Linked DNA regions of Mus musculus: region 1 is linked to region 2. A link is a loop called in an ENCODE intact Hi-C map of the cell type or tissue named here. Cell type or tissue: gastrocnemius. All regions are shown on one strand. Each heading gives the region's core, and the rest is flanking DNA. Links, peaks and the distances in the headings are about the cores only.

Region 1 (10,938 bases), core at 2,896-5,395, 150 kb before region 2:
CTTAAAAAGCCAAAAGAGTCTAACAAAGTTTTGATCATTTTGTCAGATAAAAGGTCAAATGTGTCACAAAAGTTAACAGAAATAACTTTAGGCAAGCATCCATGTCTGTGAATTCTCAACATATTCATAAGTATGATTTAAATAAAAATGTGGATGACCTTGAATGTGGCCATAATGGAGAATTCATCACAATCCATTGTTTTAAAAGAGAGCATGTGAGTCTGCCAAGTGTCACTAATCCTAAGTTCTTCCCAGGTTTTTTTCCACTCTCCATGATGAGTGAAGTGTTTAATGTATCATGAAATAGAAATATGAACTATGAACTCATTAGAGATGAGTAACAACAATAGGCTCTAGAGAAAAGCTGACAGAGAAAACTGAGACAGGATGACTGGGGTTGATGCAGTGAGAACCATGTAGCTGGCATTTTATAAACTAGGTTATAAAAATTCTTTGTCATTTGACTCCTAAATGAATTCCAAACATAATGTGTCTCCATGGAATTATTAATTTGTACTCGTCAATGCCATAGTCTATTCTGTTGTAGTTTCCTGTAGCTGTCAAGAACAAATCAAAACAACACAATCCTGAAAAAGAAAAAGAAAAGAAAAGTGAATAAAGAAACACTCAGAACCCCACAGATTTGATGGATAAAAAGCAGAGTTTCCTTTCCACAGGGGTGTAGGCGCCAATGTCAGGATTCCTTTGTGAGAATGTCCTGATTCTTCAGAGGCCTCTCTGCTGAGAGTCCAGAGTGCTGTTTCTCTCTAGTTCCCTCTATGCATGTGCTTCCTTCCTTTGTTCCCAAATGCATGTGTCTTACGGGGAACATTCAGAATAGGTTACTGCTCGCCTAAAAGGCTTGAATGTTTTTATGTATCCAAAACTCTGTTACCAAATGTAGTAAACTATCGGGTTTAGTATAGATCATTTCATTGTTTCATCTTGTCTCTATTAATCCCAAGGATTTTTAGCCAGTTATAAACTCATTTTAGTGCTATTTAAAGCTATATATCAAAGATATGGACTTCTTGTAAGCAGATTTATATTACTTTCGAAGTATATCCCAGATGAGACCACTGGTACACTTTGTACTTGCTGTCCTTTTACAGAAAGAAATTTTCTCACCCCCAGGAGGTTTGGTTTCATTCCCTCCTTCAATTACTTCTCTTACATCTTCCCCTCACAAGAGCCAGAGTAGGATTTTATGAGAAAATTTAAACCAAGTGTGGTTCTTCCTGAAACCAAAAATCCCATTGTACCTGATGTGAGTTGCAAACTTCAAATTTTAGCTCTGCACAGGACCACCTATACATCAGTTTGGAAGAGTTTTGCACTTCAAATATAACAAAAAATATAGATATACCCTATATGTAAAACCATTACTCCCACATATGGTTGGAAACTGAAGTGAGGTTTATTGGGTGAGCAGTGATAGAAGACCTCAGCCTGCTCTGGCAGTGACCGAATTGCACCAGTACCTGTTGCTCCAGGAAGCATTTTTGTTTAAATGTATTGACTAAGTATTTTGGAAATGTCAGTAACAATAAAACCTTTCTCTCAGAATTTGACTACCATCTAAGTTCTTGGAAAGCATAAGAGGCATAGGTAAAGTTCAAGGTCATTTTGGATACTTAGTCGCCAGCCTGAAACATGTAAGACTTTGTCTCAGGAACACAGTAAGCAAGAAAGCAAGAAAAGATCAAAAAATAAACGGGAAACATTAATTAATAAAATTAATAATGAAAGAGGGCCTTATATTAGGTACAAGTAAGAATTAGGTGCTGAGTGACTGATATCCCATCATGGAGAGAAGATTTGGGTATGAAAATCCATCCCCATACTTAGAGCTATTGGCAGCTCTTAACTTCTTGGAAAGGAAGGAATCATTTTCTCTAAGAGTGTAGTCCCTGATAAGTTACCATTTAGCACTGGAAAACTACAGATCTGGAACATTTCCACGGCACAAAATGACCTTGATCTCTTCTCTTTCTCTTTCTCTCTGATTCTCTTATTCTCTTTAAATTTCTTTCTTATTTCCTTTCTCTCTTTCAAATGCACACATATAGAAACATAAGAAATGGAAGATCATTAATAGAAAGAATGGAGACATAAATTTCAGAGATGCATATGATAAATGTACAGTGGTATATGTGTGTGTATATCACAGGAAAGGCCTATTATTTTGTTTGATTAAAAATTACTAAGTTAAAAACATCAAAAAGAATAAAATTATGTTATTTTCAGAATTATGTTTAGAAATGAGTTTCACCACCTTAAGCTGAATAATTTAGCTACACCAGAGTACATACAGGTGGGTTTATTAAGTTTTAAAAAAAGAGCACATAAAATTATCAAAATATTATAATTGGCTCTATAGTATGGGAAATAGATCAGAGGGGAAGGAGGTAGTTTGATCAAAGATGAAACTTTGTTGTATTAATGTATGAGCTTCAAAATAAAAATAAACCACATAAGTAAATAACTACAATACATATTATAAAGTTAAAGCAGAACAAATAGTTTATGATTTACAGTACTGAACTGATACCTTCCCATTTTTCATACCCATCTTCCTCCATATGTCCTTTGCTTCTCAACAGTTTTGTCTTCTGATTCCTCTGTGTTCATTGAGATCAGAGGTGATATTTTTCTACAGTGATTCATTACCATCTCCACTCACTACTGACACTGAAAAAGGTCATGAAAGTGATCTGAGCTGAGTGTCATTTGGTAGAGGCTACCTTTGTGTTGCAGAACACATAGCCAAGATGAAGTCTGGCTTCCACAGGGACTTCTGGTTCCAGGAGAACACAGTAAGAGACACTCAACCTGTGTCTTCCCTCTTTTGTGTCTCTGTAATTTTCCCACTTGAAGTTCTCCATGGATTACCTCCTGATAGAGTTAGTTGCTTTTACTGACTCATTTGGATTATTTGAGAAAATTATGGACAGGCATTGGGTAGGTTTAATAAACCCAATTATAGGAGAACAAGTGTGATGAAGATCTGGCTATAGTAATCATCAGATATCCACACATATTTACACATTATAGTGGGAATATCTTGTGCATTTTGTGGATAAATCAACTTTCAATTAAAACCCTTAAGGTCTAAATGAAATGGTACAATAAGATGTGGGACATCTGGAAAGCAGATAGAATTCTGAGATAGAGTAAATCACTGGGAGATTCACCTGAGAAGGTGTGATGAGACAGATGGGTGGTAAATGCAGACTGGTAACCAGCCATATGGCAGGATGTAGATTAGAATAAATGTGTTATATAAGTTATAATTTAGTCAGAGAATAGCCTAGCTACATTTATGACCAAGGTATTTGTGAATGTGTTTGGAGCCTGAGTTTTAATTCTGGTAGTACAAGTCTGAAAGGAAGAACCAGGCTTAACATCTAAATGTCACTCAATTTAGGCATAGGATCTAAACTGATCTGAGAAAAGTCCCAAGTACAAACCAGAAAGCCCAAACACTCCCCCAAGACAAAATAATTTTTGAGTTCAATATCTTTAAAAAAACAAGAGGCTGGAAAACAAGTAGTGCTTTAAAACCTTTAAAAAGAAGGTCTGTGCTTACAGAAGAGATACTGCTAGGAAGAAGGGAGGCCTGTCTACAGCACATAGGGAGCAGGAGTGCACACTAACCAGCCATGGGCCCAACAACCCAGTTTAGTTCACTGCAACTAAGGCATAAGGCTATGCCCACTAGACAACCAGATCACAAATGTTCTGAGTATCTCTGCTGAGAGAGAAGGATGGGGGCTGCAGAGATTCAGTCTGAGGCTTACAAAGGAATGTAAAGTCTCCAACTCCATCTTGCCACTGGCTCATGACTTTCCTGGATTGGGCAATAACCAACTATGGCAGGACTCCGAGGCTTAAGATTGTTGGCAGGCATGAGGCCCATATGGCAGTCTATGATTGTTCGTAGACTGTACTGCACAATGGCTTTGTGTCTCTTAGAATATATTACAATCAATGTGAGATCCTCTGAACCTAGATACAGCCAATTAAAATGACAACCTAAATTCAAAATGACACATATTGTCTTTAATGGTACTATGTAGGCTTTTTTCTTAATAATCCTTAAGAATGTCCATAATAATTTAAAAATTAAATGCACATCAATCATAAGTTTATATAAAGGAAAAAGGAATAATAGGTCTATTTATCCACATAAGATATGTTTATGATGTGAAAGAGGCAGTCTATGCTTTTTCTGTTGCCATGAATCATTTTGCCATGAGAAAGATATAGTCTCCCTGTGAATGCAAGGACCTAGGGTTATGCTTGCTCGGAGAAGTTTTTTTTTTTTTTTTTTTTTTTTGCTTTTGTCTTTCCAAAAGAAGAAAAGCATTAGCTAAGGGATCCAAGGTTTCTGGACAAGAGAGACATAAAAATAATAGTGTTTAGCTTGTTAACTATATTGTGTGTTAATTTTCAGCTTGGTAATACAAAATACAGTTGTCTTTTGTCAGAGGAGATAGATAAATATGCCACATATCATAGAGGCAATGTGATGTATTTTAAATTAGAAAGACACGTAATTAATGTCAATCGAGGTCTAAATGTGATATGCCATCACATCATCCTTCTGGATACACTGACAGACAATAGTCTAAGTTAAAGTGACATGGATTGAGGACTGTATCGTTTTACTCTGAATGGCCAACCAATTCCCTGTGGACAGATGTAGGGCTTCCAGGGGGAGAACTGATAATGTTCAGCTTAGAAAATGATACAGAATCCATTCTGAGGCCTCTAAACAGATCAGAATATGCTTGAAAATATGCTTATGCACTACAATGTTGAGGAGACTAATAAAGTTGAATACTGGGAAGGATAGTGAATTGAGAGAGAAAAAAGGATAAAGGAAACTGCATGAAAGATAAATATCCAAAGAGATATACAGAGAGCTAATATTCAAAATACATAAAGAACTCAAAAAGGTAGCCTCCAAAAAATTTAACTAATCAAACAAACAACCAACCCAATTTTGAAAATGCAATATAGGGCACAAAAGAAAATTCTCAACAGGGGTATCTTGAGTGAATGAGAAGCATGTAATGAAATGTTTAACAACCTTAGTAACCAGGAAAAATCAAAACAAAACTACCCTGAGATTCTACCTTACACCATTTAAAATGGCCAACATCAACCCAGATGTCCCTCAGTTGAGGAATAGATACAGAAAATGTGGTACATTTACACAATGGAGTACTACTCAGCCATTAAATCAATGAAAACATGAAATTTGCAGGAAAATGCATGGAATTAGAATAATATATCATCCTGAATGAGGAACCACAGTCACGAAAGGACACACAGGTTATATACTCACTTTTAAGTGGATATAAGGCAAAAATTTCAGAATACCCACAATTCAACGTACAAACCAAATGAAGCTCAAGAAGAGGAATGACCAAAAATATGAATGTTTCAGTTCTACTTGGAAGGTGGAATAAAATACCCTTGGTACTTGGGAGGAAAAAAGGAGGGGTAGGGGAAGAAAGGATCAGGTATGGGAGTTGATAGGGGAGAACCAGAGAGGGCCAGAAAATTGAATTGAGGTATGTAGCAGCAGGAGATGGGGAGTTGGGGGTAGCCACCAAGAAGTCCCAGTTGCTGGGAAAGACCCTCCAAAGACCTAACTGGGATGATATTATGTGGTGAGATCCTGGAGAGACCATATGAAGAGGATAGGCATGGCACCTGGTTGAGAGATGGGGACACCCACCCATCTTAAAAATTTTAACCCAGAATTTCTCTGTCTAAAGGAAATAAAGGGACAAAGAGTGGACCAGAGACTAAAGGACAGGCCATTTAGAGACCACCCAACCTCAGAAACCATCCCGTGTGTAGTAAACAAACCCAGACACTTTGCTGATGCCAAGAAGTGCTTGCTGAAAGGAGTCTAATATAGCTGTCCCCTGAGAAGCTCTGCAAGAGCCTGACACATACAGAGGTGGATGCTTATAGCCAATAATTGTGTTGAGCACGGGGACACCAATGAGGAGCTAGAGGAATGACTGAAGGAGCTGAAGTGGTTTGCAACCTCATAGAAAGAACAGCAATAACAATGAACCAGTTCCTAAAGAGCTCCCAGAAACTAAACCACCAACCAAAGAGTACACATATACATTTGCAATACCAAGGGGCCTCTCTTCCCAGTAATGGCTGACTAGGCCATCTTCTGTTACATAAGCTGCTAGAGACATGAGCTCTGGGGGTACTGGTTAGTTCATATTGTTGTTCCACCTATAGGGTCACAAAAGAAGTCATTAGATATGCATTCACTGATAAGTGGATACTAGCCCAGAAACATAGAACACCCAAGATACAATTTGCAAAACACAAGAAATCAAGAAGAGGGAAGACAAATCAATGGGTGGATACTTCGTTCCTCTTTAGAATAGGGAACAAAATACCTATGAAAGGAGTTACAGAGACAAAGTTTGGAGCTAAGATGAAAGGATGGACTATCCAGAGACTACTCCACCCGGGGATCCCAGACACTATTGCATATGCCAGCAAGATTTTGATGAAGGGACCCTGGTATAGCTGTCTCATATGAGGCTATGAGACAAATACAGAAGTGGATGCTCACAGTCATCTATAAGATGGAACCCAGGGCCCCCAATGGAGAAGCTAGAGAAAGCACCCAAGGAGATTCATTCTTTAGGAGATTTAATTTGAACAAGAATTTTAAAGGGCCTGTGCAATTATTTAAGAGGTTAGAGTTTCACTCTGAAATTTGATTATAAGTAGAAGAATAATGGCAATAACCTTACTAAGTAAAAGTACTGTTAAAAGAGTAATAGTAACAACACTGTTGAGGCAGTACTAACATTGCAGTATTACAGAATTAAGGATTATTTGTCATTATTTCCCAATCTCCAATAATCTGGTATGGCACAGTTTGGAGTCATCAAAACAAGAGGACATTTTCACCCAACTATGTAAATGGACAGAAGAACCAAGGCAATCAGTTCGTGTGAACCCTTCCAGACCTTATCAGAATGAAAGAGTCCCTCTCTCTCTTTTACTTGCTTACTCCCTCTCTCCTTTCCCCTTCCTCTCCTCTCTCCTGTCTCCCTCCTTCTTTCTCTCCATACCTCCAACCCTGCCTTTGTACCTTTGTACCATTAGGTAAGAAAAGAAGTCTCCTTCCAAACAGAACCATTCTCAGAAATCAATGGCTCTCTCCCCACAAATCTGTGACGCTGCCTGAAAACATGTTAAATATATATTTTCACTTCCAATTTCTTATTTTTATGACATCACATTTTGGTATTTGTTAGAGTACTTTTTTTTTCACTATGAAGATTTACATTTTTCTATGGTTTTATGCTTTTATACGTTTCATTATAATTTCTAGTTTCATGTCATATATGAGAGAGAATATCCTATCCTTAAGTTCTTTAAGCTTATTTTGTTCATAATTCAAATGATGAGAAAGACACCATGTGGCAGACAAGATAAAATGACTTTGAAGTTTTAATTCTATTAGAGTCTATGTAATTTTATTCATTAAAAACTAATACTTAGGAATATTCATAAGGTATTCAGGAATATATGAGTAACTGTGCTTCTAATCTTTCATGGTATCTCACTGTCTGAGGAAAAATTCATATTTTTATCAGAAACATACATTTTTATTTGTGTTATTTAGGCAACTGGGTAAGGATTGGGCTTAGGGTAAGTATTAGTGTTAAATCTGGTAAAAGTCAAACTACAATGAATTATTTTTTTTAATTTAAAAAGTACATCCCATGAAATTATTGGTAGGTACTGGCAATTAGCACTTATTTCTGGAGTATTTAAAAATTTTCCTTAAAACTAACTGAACAACCAGACAGCAAAAGTAGAACCACCTGGGAATACTTTCCATGGAGCTACATAGTAAGATTTCTCTTAATTCAGAGAACAATTGTCAAGTGCTGGGAGTAAGAACCGTGTGTTTCTAACTGTGCACAAACCAGTGTGGGCAAATTATGGTTACATATCCAAGCACATTTGGGCAACAGGAATTTGGCTTTAAAACACACACACACAGACACACACAACACACACCCACACACAAACACACAAACACACACACAGATATAGAGACAGTAAGAGAGAGAGAGGAAGATGGAGAGAGAGAGAGAGAGAGAGAGAGAGAGAGAGAGAGAGAGAGAGAGAGAGAAAGAACTAAAGAGGGGATAGTATTTAAAATGTAAATAAAGAAAATATCTAATAAAAGAAAAAAGAAAGAATGGAGGAAAGTAGTATCAGAGATTCTCATGATAAAAGTACAGTGATAGATATGCATGAATAAATCACAGGAAAGGCCATTATATTTTTGTGAATTACAAATACTAAGTAAAAAGCATAGGAAAAGAGAATAAAACTATGTTTTTTTCTGGAATGTGGTTAGAAATGGACATCATTAATCTAATCTAAATAATCTAGCTACACAGCAGTGCACATGCAGGTGGACTCAGTGACTTTCAAAGAAAGAACACTCAAAATTAGGGAAACATTCCCAGTTGGGTGGATAGTGTGGTTTAATCAAACTCCATTACATACATGTATGGGCTTCTTGAACAGAAAACATAAACATTCGATAAACAATTGCATTAAATATTATAATATTAAAGCAGAACAAAATGTCTAAGATGTGCAGAACTTCAACCCTACACCTGCCCATTCTTCATCCCCACTTTCCTCCCTAATCTGATTTCTGTTTCCATTGAAATCAGAGGTGATATTTTTCTTTCATGATTCAGCACACTCTGCACTCATTGTTGACACTGAAGGAAGTCAAGGTAATGGATCTGAGTTGAATGACATTTAACAGAAGCTCCCACTGTGTTGTAGGACACATAGCCAAGGTCAAGACTGGCTTCCTGTAGGACTTCCTCTTCCAGAGTCCTGAATATGAAACAGACAGCCTGATTGTTTGTTATGTTATTTCTCTCTCTGTTTCCTAGTGAATCCTTCCTAAGCCATGCAATGATGACAACTCAGACCATTCCCTGTCAATTTCATATCTGGGGAAACCATACAGTTCCCTTGCATTCAATAGAAGAAATTCGCAGGACTAAGCCCCTTCTCTGTCTTCCTTAAGGCCCTTAAGTGTAGAGAGAACTATGAAGTTGTAACTGGAGTAGATTTGCCAAGGCCTAGGAGCTACACTTCAGAACACACACTCATTATGGCATGAGGAAAGTTTAAGAATTTACAATCAAGTTAGAGACTAAATGGCTTCAGGGCGTGGGAGTAACTGGTTTCTTTATGGAGACTGTTGACTACTTTTCTTATTTTTCAAGAAACATTTATAAGAGGTACTTTTCAGGCTGGACATTTTAGGATAGTACCAGCTTTATTCTTCCATGTCAAATGTTCAAAATCTACAGTGTCATCTACAATAGGTCCCTACATTGAAGCAACCAGAGACAATTTCAAAATTGATATTGTTTCGTTTGTGTCTTGGACCAATCAATCTACAGAAATCTCCCCATGCCCAGTTATGTGGTTTTGGTTTGGTCGTCTATGCTGCCTGTGGGGAGCATTATCAGCCCAGTAGTGTATTTCATTTAAAGTATACCTGTACATTTGGATACATATACATTTATGTTTTCTAAATGTTTCAAGTAAAAATATACCAGATGTCTCTGTAATGTTTCTAAAACATATATAGTGTTATTTACCTTTCTTTCGTTTGTCTACTTCTGTATGGCACTCCTCACCAGTTCATTTCTCTTCAATTTTTCCATCTTTTTTTCCCATAGCATCTTTATCCTACTATGAACCATTGACAGAATAGAACATTTAGCATTTCCCTTACTATATCTGGGGAACCATCACTCATGATGATATTTTCTAGGTCTATTTATTTACCTACTAAATCATTGAGAAAGGATTAATGCTTTCATCAAAGTGGCAGAAAACAAGGTCATCTTAGTAAAAAAGTTATCCTTTCCTTTTACCAATTATTAATATACCAAGAAAGAAATCATGCAATTTTTCCTATTGAAAATATCATCAAAATTTATCTATATGGAAACCTAACCAAAGATGTGCAAGATTTCTACACTGAAAGCTACAAATCTCTGAAGAAAAGAGGTGTAGCAAGCATCAGACGATGAAAGAACTCCCATGGTCATGGTTTGGTATCATCAGCATTGTATCATGTGTATCATAACAATATTTAGAGATTCAACATAATCCCAATAAAAATACATGAGATTCTTCCCAGAAATTGTCTAACATCATAAACTTCATATACTGACACAAAAAGCTCTGGATCAGCAAAGCAATTCTAAGAAACAAATAATTTTGGGGTGATTGCAATATCAGATTTCATGCCAGGTTACAGAAGTATAGTATTTTAAAACTATGATTATCACAAAAGCTGACACTTGGATCAATGGAATGAAAAAGGAGACCCACACGTGAGTATGCATAGCTAGAATCATGTGATATTTGATAAAGATGCCAGAAATTTACCATGAAAGGAAGACAGCATCTTCAAGAAATGACCCTGGTAAAACTGAATGTCCACATGCAGAAAAATGATATGTATATTTTCCACTCTACACAGAAAATCAAATACAAATGGGTGAGAGACGTTAATATGAAACTTAAGGTCCTGAAACTACTAGAAAAAAAAAACCACAGGCAGTGCTAGTTCAAGTGTTGTAAATGAATTTATGAATAAAGACTTCATTCAGACAGAACTTAAGGCTAGTAATGGAAAAAGATGACCACATAAACCTAAAAATCTGATCTGTGTGGCTAATGAAATAAACAGCCAAGCAAAGATACAGCCCAACAGGTGGGAGAGAATCCTTTCCAGCTATACTTCTGATGAGATTAATATCTAGAATACACAGCAAAGTCAAAACAAAGAAAAAATCCAGAGAGCTGATGTCTCAAATG
Region 2 (10,938 bases), core at 5,025-7,524:
TAGAGGAGCAGGAGAAAAATTAGGTCCAGAGACAGGCCCAAGGTGGGATCCAGGTCAATGGGAGGACCAAGGTTCTGACACTGTTACTAATGTTGTGGTGGACTTGCAGAAAGGAACATGGCTGCCCTCTGAGAGGCCCAACAAGCAGCTAAAAGAGTCAGATACAAATACCCAATCAATGTTTGGAATGCAGCCACCCATGTTTTTGACTTGGGAAAAATCTGGAAGAAACTCTGGAAGAGGGCAGCCCCATGGAAAGACCAATAGATTCAAATGACCTGGACCTTCAAGATCTCTCATACACTGAGCCACCAATGAGGGAGAATAGAGTAGCTGATATGAGGTTCCTGACACATATACAGTTGAGGACTGCTGGGTTTGGCTTCAGTGACAGATGATGCAGCTAACCCTTGGGAGTCTTGAAGCCCCACTGAGTGATAAGACCTGGTGGGGTTGGGGTGGGGAAGGGAGACATTCTCTCTGATATGAGGTAGTGTTGGAAGGGGAGAGGTATGGGATGGAGAGCAGTCAGGTTCAGATCTGAAGGGGAATGAAGTCTAGACTGTGGAAAAATTTAAAGAATGAAAATAAATTAATAAAAACTGGGGTTAGTTTGAGTTAAGATGAAGCTCAACCAAGGCCTAGAGTGTGCTAGTGAACAAGCACAAGAGTGTGCGTGAGTGCAAGAGAGTATATACAACCTCAAGTTTCAAGAAGGACCCGTCATCTTGCATACATAACATATTCTGTGTATTCCTTATGTGCCTTCCATATATCCCTACTTCCAGTTGAGAACCCCAATGTTGTGTCAAGGCTAGACATGGCAGTTAGACTCAGGAATTTTTCTCTTCTTCCTTTCCTTATTGTTCTTCTTCTAATAATTAGTGTTAGTGATAAACAGGGGACAAAGGATGAAAGGGAGAGAATATAGGAATAATAGCAAAAATGGTCGGTTTTTGAATCTACTCTTAGAACAAAGAGTATTAACAAGACAAAATACCTTACATTGGCATAGATCTTTGTACATTGACGTAAAATTAAGGTTATATTTGGTTACACTATACTGATTATCAACTTTAAGTTATTATATGTATATAATTCAGTCAAATGAAATGTTAAATTCTAGACAATTTGAAATCTAGTATTACAAACTGATGATTAATTTGCATTTCTAAATTATCTTAAACAGTTCAAACTTATAATCACATTAGATATTAGTCTATCTTATTACAAAATACTTTTTCAAAATTGAACGTATATTGAAGAGATAAATAGTCTTCAAAAACCTTGGAGTCCCCAAGTTCCATCCACTGTTTGGCTGAGAATGTCCATTTTTGTCTGAATCAGTTGTTGGGTGTAGCCTTTCGAAGGACAACATGTTTCAGTGGGCAAACATAACTGAATATCTTTAATAGTGTTAGAAACTGTTGCTTTATGGGTTTGTCCATTCGCTCAGTCTCTGCTCCATCTACCATGCCTGTATATCTTCCAGACAGAATAAATTTGGGGTGGAATGTTTTATGGGTGGGTTGATGCCCCAACAATTGGGAAAAGATTTTCAAAACCCTATATCTGACAGAGATCTAATATTCACAATATATAAAGAACTTAAGAAGGTAGTCTACAAAAAAAAAAACAAACAAAAAACAAAAAACAACCAAACAAACAAATAACCCAATTTTGAAAATGAAGTACAGAACCCAAGAGAAAATTCTCAACAGAGACATATTAAATGAATGAGAAGCATGTAATGAAATGCTCAACAATGTTAGTAATCAAGAAAACACAAAACAAAACTACCCTGAGATTCTACCTTACACCAATTAAAATGGCCAACATCAAAAACAGAAGTGACAGTATATACTGGCAAGGATGTGGAGAAAGAGACACACTCCTCCATTACTGGATGGATTGCATGCTGGTATAACCACTCTGAAAATCCTTCTGGTGTTTCCTCGATAAATTGGATATAGTACTAAGGACCCAGCTATACCACTCCTGGGCATATATCCAAAAAATGATCCAAAATATAACAATGACACATGCTCTACTACGTTCATAGCAGTTTTTTCTATAATAGCCAGAAACTGGAAACAACTCAGATGCCCCTCAACTGAGGAATAGAAACAGAAAATGTGGTACATTTACACAATAGAGTACTACTCCGCTATTAAATCAATGAAAACATGAAATTTGCAGGAAAATGCATGGAACTAGAACAATATATCATCCTGAGTGAGGAAACTCAATCATGAAAGGACACTCAGGGTATATACTCACTTATAAGTGGATATTAGGCAAAAAGTTCAGAATATCCACAGAGGAAAGTCCAAAAATATGAATGCTTCAATTCTACTTGGATGGGGGAAGAAAATAATCATGGTACTTGGGAGGAAGAGAGATGAGGTAGGGGAAGAAAGGATCAGGTCTGGGAGTTGATAGGGGAGAACTAGAGAGGGCCAGGAAATTGAATAGAGTTATGTAGCAGCAGGAGATGGGTAATGGGGGTAGCCACCAAAAAGTCCCAGTTGCCAGAAAAGACCCTCCAAAGATATAATTGGAATGGCATTAGTTATAATACACAACAAATAGGGAGAGATCATGCAGAGACCATAAAAAGAGTTTAGGCATGGCCCGCAGTTGAGGGATGGGGACACCCACTCATCTCAAAAATTTTAACGCAGAATTGCTCCATCTAAAGGAAATACAGGGACAAAGAGTGGAGTAGAAGCTAAAGGACAGGACATCCAGAGACTATACAACCCCAGAATCCATCCCATGTGTGCAGTCACCAAACCCAGACACTATTGCTGATGCCAAGAAGTGGTAGCTGAAAGGATCCCAATATAGATGTCTACTGAGCATCTCTACAAAAGCCTGATAAATAGGTGGATGCTTACTCCAAATCATTGTACTGAGCATGGGGACCCCAATGAGGAGTTGGGGGAAGGACTGAAGGAGCCGAAGTGATTTGCAACCCCATAGAAAGAACAGCAATGAACCAGTTCCCAAAGATCTCACAGGGACTAAACCACCAACCAAAGAGTACACATGGAGGGACTCATGGCTCTAGCTACAAATGTAGAAGAGAATTGTCTTATCAATGTGAAGCAAGGCCCTTGGTCTGTGAAGACCTGATGTCACATTGTATGTGCATGCTAGGTCAGTTAGGTGGTAGTGTGTAGGTGGCTTAGCACCCTCAGAGAAGCAAGGGAAGGGAGGATGGGATGGGGGTTTTCAGAGGGGACTTCTAGAAAGGAGATAACATTTGAGATGTAAATAAATAATGTAAACAATAAAAAAGAGCATTAAAAGAATGTAGACCTCAGCAAACCTGTTCAAAAATGGAATACAGGTCTAAACAAACATTCTTGACAGAGGAAAATCTAATGGCTGAGAAGCTCTTAAATGAAAGAAATGATCAACATCCTTAGTCATCAGTGAAATACAAATAAAAGCAACACTGAAATTTCATCTTATACCTGTCAGAAAGACTAAGATCAAAACTCAGGTGACAGCTCATGGTGGTGAGAATATGGAGCAAGTTTAATAGTCTTCTATTGTTGGTGGGAGTGCAAACTTGGGCAATGATTTGGAAATCAATTTGGCATTTCTCATAAAATTGGGAATAGCTCTACCTCATGAGCCAGCTATACCACTCCTTGGCAAAAAAAAAAAAAAAAAAAAAAAAAAAAAGAACACATGCTTGACCATACCACAAGGACACTTGAACAACTGTGTTTGTAGAAACTTCATTTATGATATTCAGAACTAAGATGAAAGAATGGACTATCCAGAGACTACCCCACCTGGGGATCCATCCCATAATCAGCCATCAAACCCAGACACTATTGCACAATGCCAGAAAGATTTTGCTGTAGGGACCCTGTTATAGCTGTCTCATATGAAGCTATGCCAGTGCCTGGCAAATACAGAAGTGGATGCTCACAGTCATCTCTATAAGATGGAACACAGGGGCCCCCAATGGAGAAGATAGAGAAAGCACCCAAGGAGCTGAAGGGGTCTGCAACCCTATAGGTGGAACAACAATATGAACTAACCAGTATCCCCAGAGCTCATATCTCTAGCTGCCTATGTAGCAGAATATGGCCTATTCAGCCATCACTGGGAAGAGAGGCACCTTGGTATTGCAAACTTTATATGCCCCAATACAGGGGAATGCCAGGGCCAAGAAGCAGGAGTGGGTGGATAGGGGAGCAAGGCAGAGTGAGGGTATAGGGAACTTTCGGGATAGCATTTGAAATGTATATAAAGTACCTAATAAAAATAACTAACTAACTAACTAACTAACTAACTAACTAAATAAATAAATAAAATCCAGAACTTAAAATAAACTAGATGTCCCTCAACTAAAAATGGTGAAGGAAAATGTGGTAAATTTACAATACTTTATGTTACACAGCTATTAAAAAGTATGATGTCAACTTCTCAGATTGCAGATGACTGAGCAAGGTGAGGGACAGAAGGAAATCTGACAGAGCTTTTCTCCCCTCAGACTCTGCTGCACAAGGGTCTGCATGGCAAGATCCACCTTTTCATGTGTTCTGGATTCCTGGGTAAAATTCTGCCAGTTCTTCCTGTTGAATATAGGATTGTTTTTTATGTTTCTTTTTTTGTTGATGATTTATTCTCAATTCTCATATGTTCTGTGGATTCCTAAAAGATGGAAACCACATGGGACAGTAATGCGTTCTCAAAAATTCAGTAATTTTGGGATAGATAGCCCCAGCATAGAGGTATGCAGCCATCCTAAGGGAGGGTCTTCAGCAGGAGCAGAAGATTCAGTCTTTAGGAGAATTAATTCGAACAAGAATGTTAAAGGGCCTGTGCAATTATTTAAGAAGTAAGAATTTCACTCTGAAATTTCAACTGAGTAGAAAAGTAATAGCACTGTTGAGACAGTGCTAACATTGCAATTTTACAGAATTAAGGATTATTTGTCATCATTTCCCATGCTCCAATAACCTGCTATGGCACAGTCTGGAGTCATCAAAACAAGAGGACATTTTCACCTAACTATGCAAATGAGCGGAAGAACCAAGGCAAACACTTCTGACCTTATCAGGATGAAAGTGTCCCTCTCTCTCTTTCTCTTGCTTACTCCACCCCGCCTTCCCCTTCCTCTCTCCTGCCCTCCCTCCATCTTTCTCTCCATACCTCTTAACCAGCCTTTGTATCTTTAGGTAAGAAAAAAAAGTCTCCTTCCAAACAGAACCATTATCAGAAATTAATGGCTCTCTCCACACAAATCTGTGATGCTGCCTGAAAACATGTTAAATATATATTTTTACTTCCAATTTCTTATTTTTCTGATTTTGCATTTTGGTATTTGTTAGAGTACTTTTTTCCCCATGAAGATTTATATTTTTGTATGGTTTTATGCTTCTATACCTTTCATTATAATTTCTAGTTCCATGTCATATATGATAGAGATCATCCTGTCCTTAAGTTCTTTAAGCTTATTTGCTCATAATTCAAATGATGAGAAAGATACCATGTTGCAGAGAAGATAAAATGACTTCTAAGTTTTAATTGTATTGGAGTCTATGTAATTTTATTCATTGAAAAACTAGTACTTAGGAATATTCATAAAGTATTCAGGAATATATGAGTAACTTTGCTTCTAGTCTTTCATGGTATCTCACAGTCTGAGGAAAATAATTTATATTTTCATCAGAAACATACATTTTTATTTGTGTTATTTATGCAACAGGGTAAGGATTGGGCTTAGGGTAAGGATCAGTGTTAAATCTGGTAAAAGTCAAACTACAATGAATAATTTTTTTAAATTTAAAAAGGTACATCCCATGAAATTATTGGTAGGCACTGGCAATTAAAACTTATTTCTTGAGTATTTAAAAATTTCCCTTAAAACTAACTGAACAATCAGAGAGCAAAACTAGAATACTTCCCATGGAGTTACATAGTAAGATTTCTCTTAATCCAAAGAATGACTGTCAAGTGCTTGGAGTCACAGAACCAGTGCGTTCCTAACTGTGCACAAATCAGTGTGGGCAAATTATGGTTATGTATCCAAGATCATTTGGGCAACAGGAACTTGGCTTTAACACACACACACACACACACACACACACACACACACACACACACACACACACACATCTAACTTCCCCCAGCCTAAAGCAGGCTGGTTCAGACCTTGCCCTCACTGAGGCCACTTGAGGTGCAGCTCTTCAGACTTGGCTGGTTTCCTTTGATGTGACACTGCCACCTGCAAACCACCTGCCACCTGCCTACCACCTGCCACCTGCAAACCACCTGCCACCTGCCTACCACCTGCCACCTGCAAACCACCTGCCACCTGCAAACCACCTGCCACCTGCAAACCACCTGCCACCTGCAAAGAGAGGCTGAACAGTTCCTCAGAGATTTTCCTGAGTTAACTGCAACCTGTGAATTTGGCGACTTACAGCTAAAAGGCTGTGCTAAGAAGTTGACATCACAACATCAAGAAACTTGGCATGGTAGGGGATGGGTTTCCCCCTTTTATAAGTGCAGACTTCTAATAAACATTGGAGCCTTCAACAGTGGATCTTCTTGGCTTCCATTATTTCTCTTGACCATCTAGTTCTCTTGCTCTTTCAGCCCTAGTCTGCCTCCCAGGTATACCCCAGTTTCTTGTGAGCCGCGGGTCTGCTCCCAACACACACACACACACACACACACACACACACACACACACACACACACACACAGAGAGAGAGAGAGAGAGAGAGACAGAGACAGAGACAGAGAGACAGAGAGAGAGACAGAGACAGAGAGACAGAGAGACAGAGAGAGAGAGACAGAGAGAGAGGGAAAGAGAGAGAGAGTAGAACTGAAGGTGGGATAGTATTTAAAATGTAAGTAAAGAAAATATCTAATAAAAGAAATAATGGGGAAAAGTAGTATCAGAGATTTTCATGAGAAAAGTACACTGATAGATATGCATGAATATATCACAAGAAAAGCCATTATATTTTTGTGAATTAAAAATACTAAGTAAAAAGCATAAGAAAAGAGAATAAAATTATGTTCTTTTCAGGAATGTTGTTAGATATGGACATCATCAATCTAATTTGAATAATCTAGCTTCACAGCAGTGCACATGCAGGTGGACTCAGTGACTTTCAAAGAAAGAACACTCAAAATTAGGAAAACATTCCCAGTTGGGTGAATAGTGTGGTTTAATCAAACTCCATTACATACATGTATGGACTTCTTGAACAGAAAACATAAACATTCGATAAATAATTGCATTAAATACTATAATATTGAAGCAGAACAAAATGTCTAAGATGTGCAGAACTTCAACCTGACACCTGCCCATTCTTCATCCCCACTTTGCTCCCTAATAGTTTTGCTTACCCACTCTTCTGTAATCTGATTTCTTTTCCATTGAAATCAGAGGTGATATTTTTCTTTCATGATACAGCACACTCTGCACTCAGTGTTGACACTGAAGGAAATTAGGTAATGCATCTGAGTTGAATGACATTTAGCAGAAGCTCCCACTGTGTTGTAGGACACACAGCCAAGGTCAAGACTGGCTTCCTCCTGGACTTCTTCCAGGAGTCCTGAATATGAAACATACAGCCTGATTGTTTGTTATGTTGTTTCTCTCTCTGTTTCCTAGTGAAGCCTTCCTAAGCCATGCAATGATGACAACTCAGCCCATTCCCTGTTAATTTCATATCTGGAGAAACCATACAGTTCCCTTGCATTCAATAGAAGAAACTCTCAGAACTAAGCATCTTCTCTGTCTTCCTTAGGGCTCTTAAGTGTAGAGAGATCTATGAAGTTATAACTGGAGTAGATTTGCCAAGGCCTAGGAGCTACACTTCAGAACACACACTCATTATGACATGGGGAAAGTTTAAGAATTTACAATCAAGTAAGAGACTAAATGGCTTCAGGGTGTGAGAGTAACTGGTTTCTTAATGGAGACTGTTGACTACTTTTCTTATTTATCAAGCAACATTTATAAGAGGTACTTTTCAGGCTGGACATTTTAGGGTAGTACCTGCTTTACTCTTCCATGTCACATGTTCAAAATATGTAGTGTCATCTACAATAGGTCCCTACATTTAAGCTCTAGGATGCAACCAGAGACAATTTCAAAATTGATATTTTTGTGTGTGTGTATGTGTGTGTGTGTGTGTGTGTGTGTGTGTGTGTGTGTGTGTGTCTTGGAACAACCAATCTACAGGAATATCTCCATGCCCAGTTATGTGGTTTTGGTTTGGTTGTCTATACTGTCTGTGGGGAGCATTATGAGTCTAGTACTGTATTTCATTTAAAGTATACCTGTACATTTGGCTACATATACATTCATGTTTTCTGTTTCAAGGAAAAATAAAACAGATGTCCCTGTAATGTTATTCACCTTTCTTTCGTTTGTCTACTTCTGTATGACACTCCTCACCAGTTCATTTCTTTTCAATATTGACATCTTTTTTTTTCATAGCATCTTTATTCTACTATGGGATTCTTTAAAACCTTTTCCCTCTAACACATGGTTTGTCTTTATTATGTCCTTGGCTACTCCATGTTATATATTTAATTCTAAAGACTCACAGCTATGAACCATTGACAGCAGAGAACATTGAGCATTTACCTTAATATATCTGGGGAAACATCACTCATTATAACATTTTCTAGGTCTATTTATTTACCTACTAAATCATTGAGAAAGGATTAATGCTTTCATCAAAGTGGCAGAAAACAAGGTCAACTTAGGGGAAAAAAGGTACCCTTTCCTTTCACCAATTATAAATATACCAAGAAAGAAATCATGTAATTTTTCCTATGGAAAATAGCATGAAAATCTATCTATACGGAAACCTAACCAAAGATGTGCAAGATTTCTACACTGAAAGTTACAAATCTCTGAAAAAAAGAGATGTAGCAAGATATCAGAGGATGAAAGAACTCCCATGGTCATGGTTTGGTATCATCAGCATTGTATCATGTGTATCATAACAATATTTAGAGATTCAACATAATCCCAATAAAAATACATGAGATTCTTCTCAGAAATTGTCTAACATCATAAACTTCATGTACTGACACAAAAAGCTCTGGATCAGCAAAGCAATTTTACAAAACAAATAATTTTGGGGTGATTGCAATATCAGATTTCATGCCAGGTTACAGAAGTATAGTATTTTAAAACTATGATAATCATTAAAAACTGACACATTGATCAATGGGATGAAAAAGGAGACCCACACTTGAGTATGCATAGCTATAATCATGTGATATTTGATAAAGGTACCAGAAATTCACAATGAAGGTAAGACAGCATCTTCAAGAAATGATCCTGGTAAAACTGAGTGTCCACATACAGAAAAATGATATCTACATTTTTCACTCTACACAGAAAATCAATTACAAATGGGTGAGACACCTTAATGTGAAACTTAAAGTCCTGAATGTATTAGAAAAAAACAAAGGCAGTGCTAGTCCAAGTGTTGTAATGAATAAAGACTTCATTCAGACAGAACTTAAGGATAATAGTGGACAAAGATGATCACATATAACTAAAAATCTGATCTGTGAGGCTAATGAAATAATCAATCAAGCAAAGATACAGCCCAACAGGTGGGAGAGAATCCTTTCCAGCTATACTTCTGATGAGATTAATATCTAGAATACACAGCAAAGTCAAAACAAAGAAAAAATCCAGAGAGTTAATGTCTCAAATGAAAACTGACAAAGGATCTAGAAAGAGGATTCAAACACAGGAAATTATACTGGCAAACAAACATTGAGGGTTGTGTTCAAAACATTGAGGGTTGTGTTCAAAATTCTTAGCAGTTAGAAAATTTCGAATTAATAGTACATTAAGATTTTGTCTGTCAGAATAGTGAAGATCAAGATAATAGGTGGCAATATATCAGCAGATTGTGTTTACCCTTCTGTTCACTTTCAGTTTCTGTGGGAGAGGAAACTAGAGCAAACAGTATGGAATTAGGAGTCAGGAATTCTGAAAACCTCAAAGGAAATTTACCAGATGACACTGATTTACTGCTGCTTGGGTTACTCCAAAGGACTCAACATCCCACTCTTCAGATACTTGTGCAATACTCTCACAGTAGCTAAGAAGGGCAAACAAACTATATGCCTTACATCTCCTGAGTAGATTGAGAATGTGGTGCACACAAACAATGCAATAATACTTGGCTGTAAAGAGACAATTGTCCTTTAACATCATCACCATATTAGATGTTGCTCCTGTAGTCAATTCTCATTGGAAATCTCCCATGCTCCACCCTGCTGGGCTACAGTCCCAAAGAGAAATAATGGAGCAATGTCATCCAGTTGATGCTCAAAGATACCTTTGTTTGTCTTGCGTTTATAAAGAGTATGGGCATGCATGCCTCAGCACACACTTGAGAGAAAGTCCAGAGCCTCCTCCAAGATGCTTGTGGTCCTACTCACAGCAACCTTGCTGGCCCTGAGCTCAGCTCAGAGTGCAGATGAAGGTACCAAGGAATACAGGATGGGATCCGGAGACATTTAAGGAAAAGAGTCAAGAAAACAGGGGAGAAATGACAGACATGGATGAGAAGAAAGACAGGGCCATAGAAAGATGGGAATAGTTATGTCTTTATCATGTAACATGGTGTTTCTACATAATATTCTACCTGAAATTCATAAAATTCTTGAAGAGAGGAATAAGACAGCCCATTTTGTGTTCAGGAAAGTGCTCTGCACATGTAAAAAAAAAAACATGAAAACAAAGGGTAGATTTGAGAGCATATTGTCATAGTCAGAGCAGAGAGTGAGAGCAGACAGCTTTGCTGCATATTGGGTGCCAGAAACATGATATAGTAACATGCCAGGAATAATTCAAAGCACAGAAATATAGAATATATTGAATGCTATAGACACTAACATACCATTATCAGAGCC

Evidence for each region. Peaks named below come from ENCODE experiments on the same cell type or tissue, not always from the same donor. Only the 100,000 strongest peaks of a DNase experiment are listed, where the experiment ranks them.
Region 1: it touches region 2 in a loop (2.8-fold over the local background); 9 of 42 quality-filtered maps call a loop at or near these places.

What each region holds. Positions count from the first base shown.
Region 1 is chr6:133,768,078-133,779,015 of GRCm38, reverse strand. No RefSeq gene overlaps it. Among named protein-coding and RNA genes, the nearest start is that of Gm46987, 72 kb to the right of the region's middle. In gastrocnemius, for the core only: no CTCF peak of the experiment used is centred there; no DNase peak of the experiment used is centred there.
Region 2 is chr6:133,618,705-133,629,642 of GRCm38, reverse strand. It overlaps the pseudogene Gm34314. Among named protein-coding and RNA genes, the nearest start is that of Gm46987, 77 kb to the left of the region's middle. In gastrocnemius, for the core only: no CTCF peak of the experiment used is centred there; a DNase peak (open chromatin) is centred at 6,277.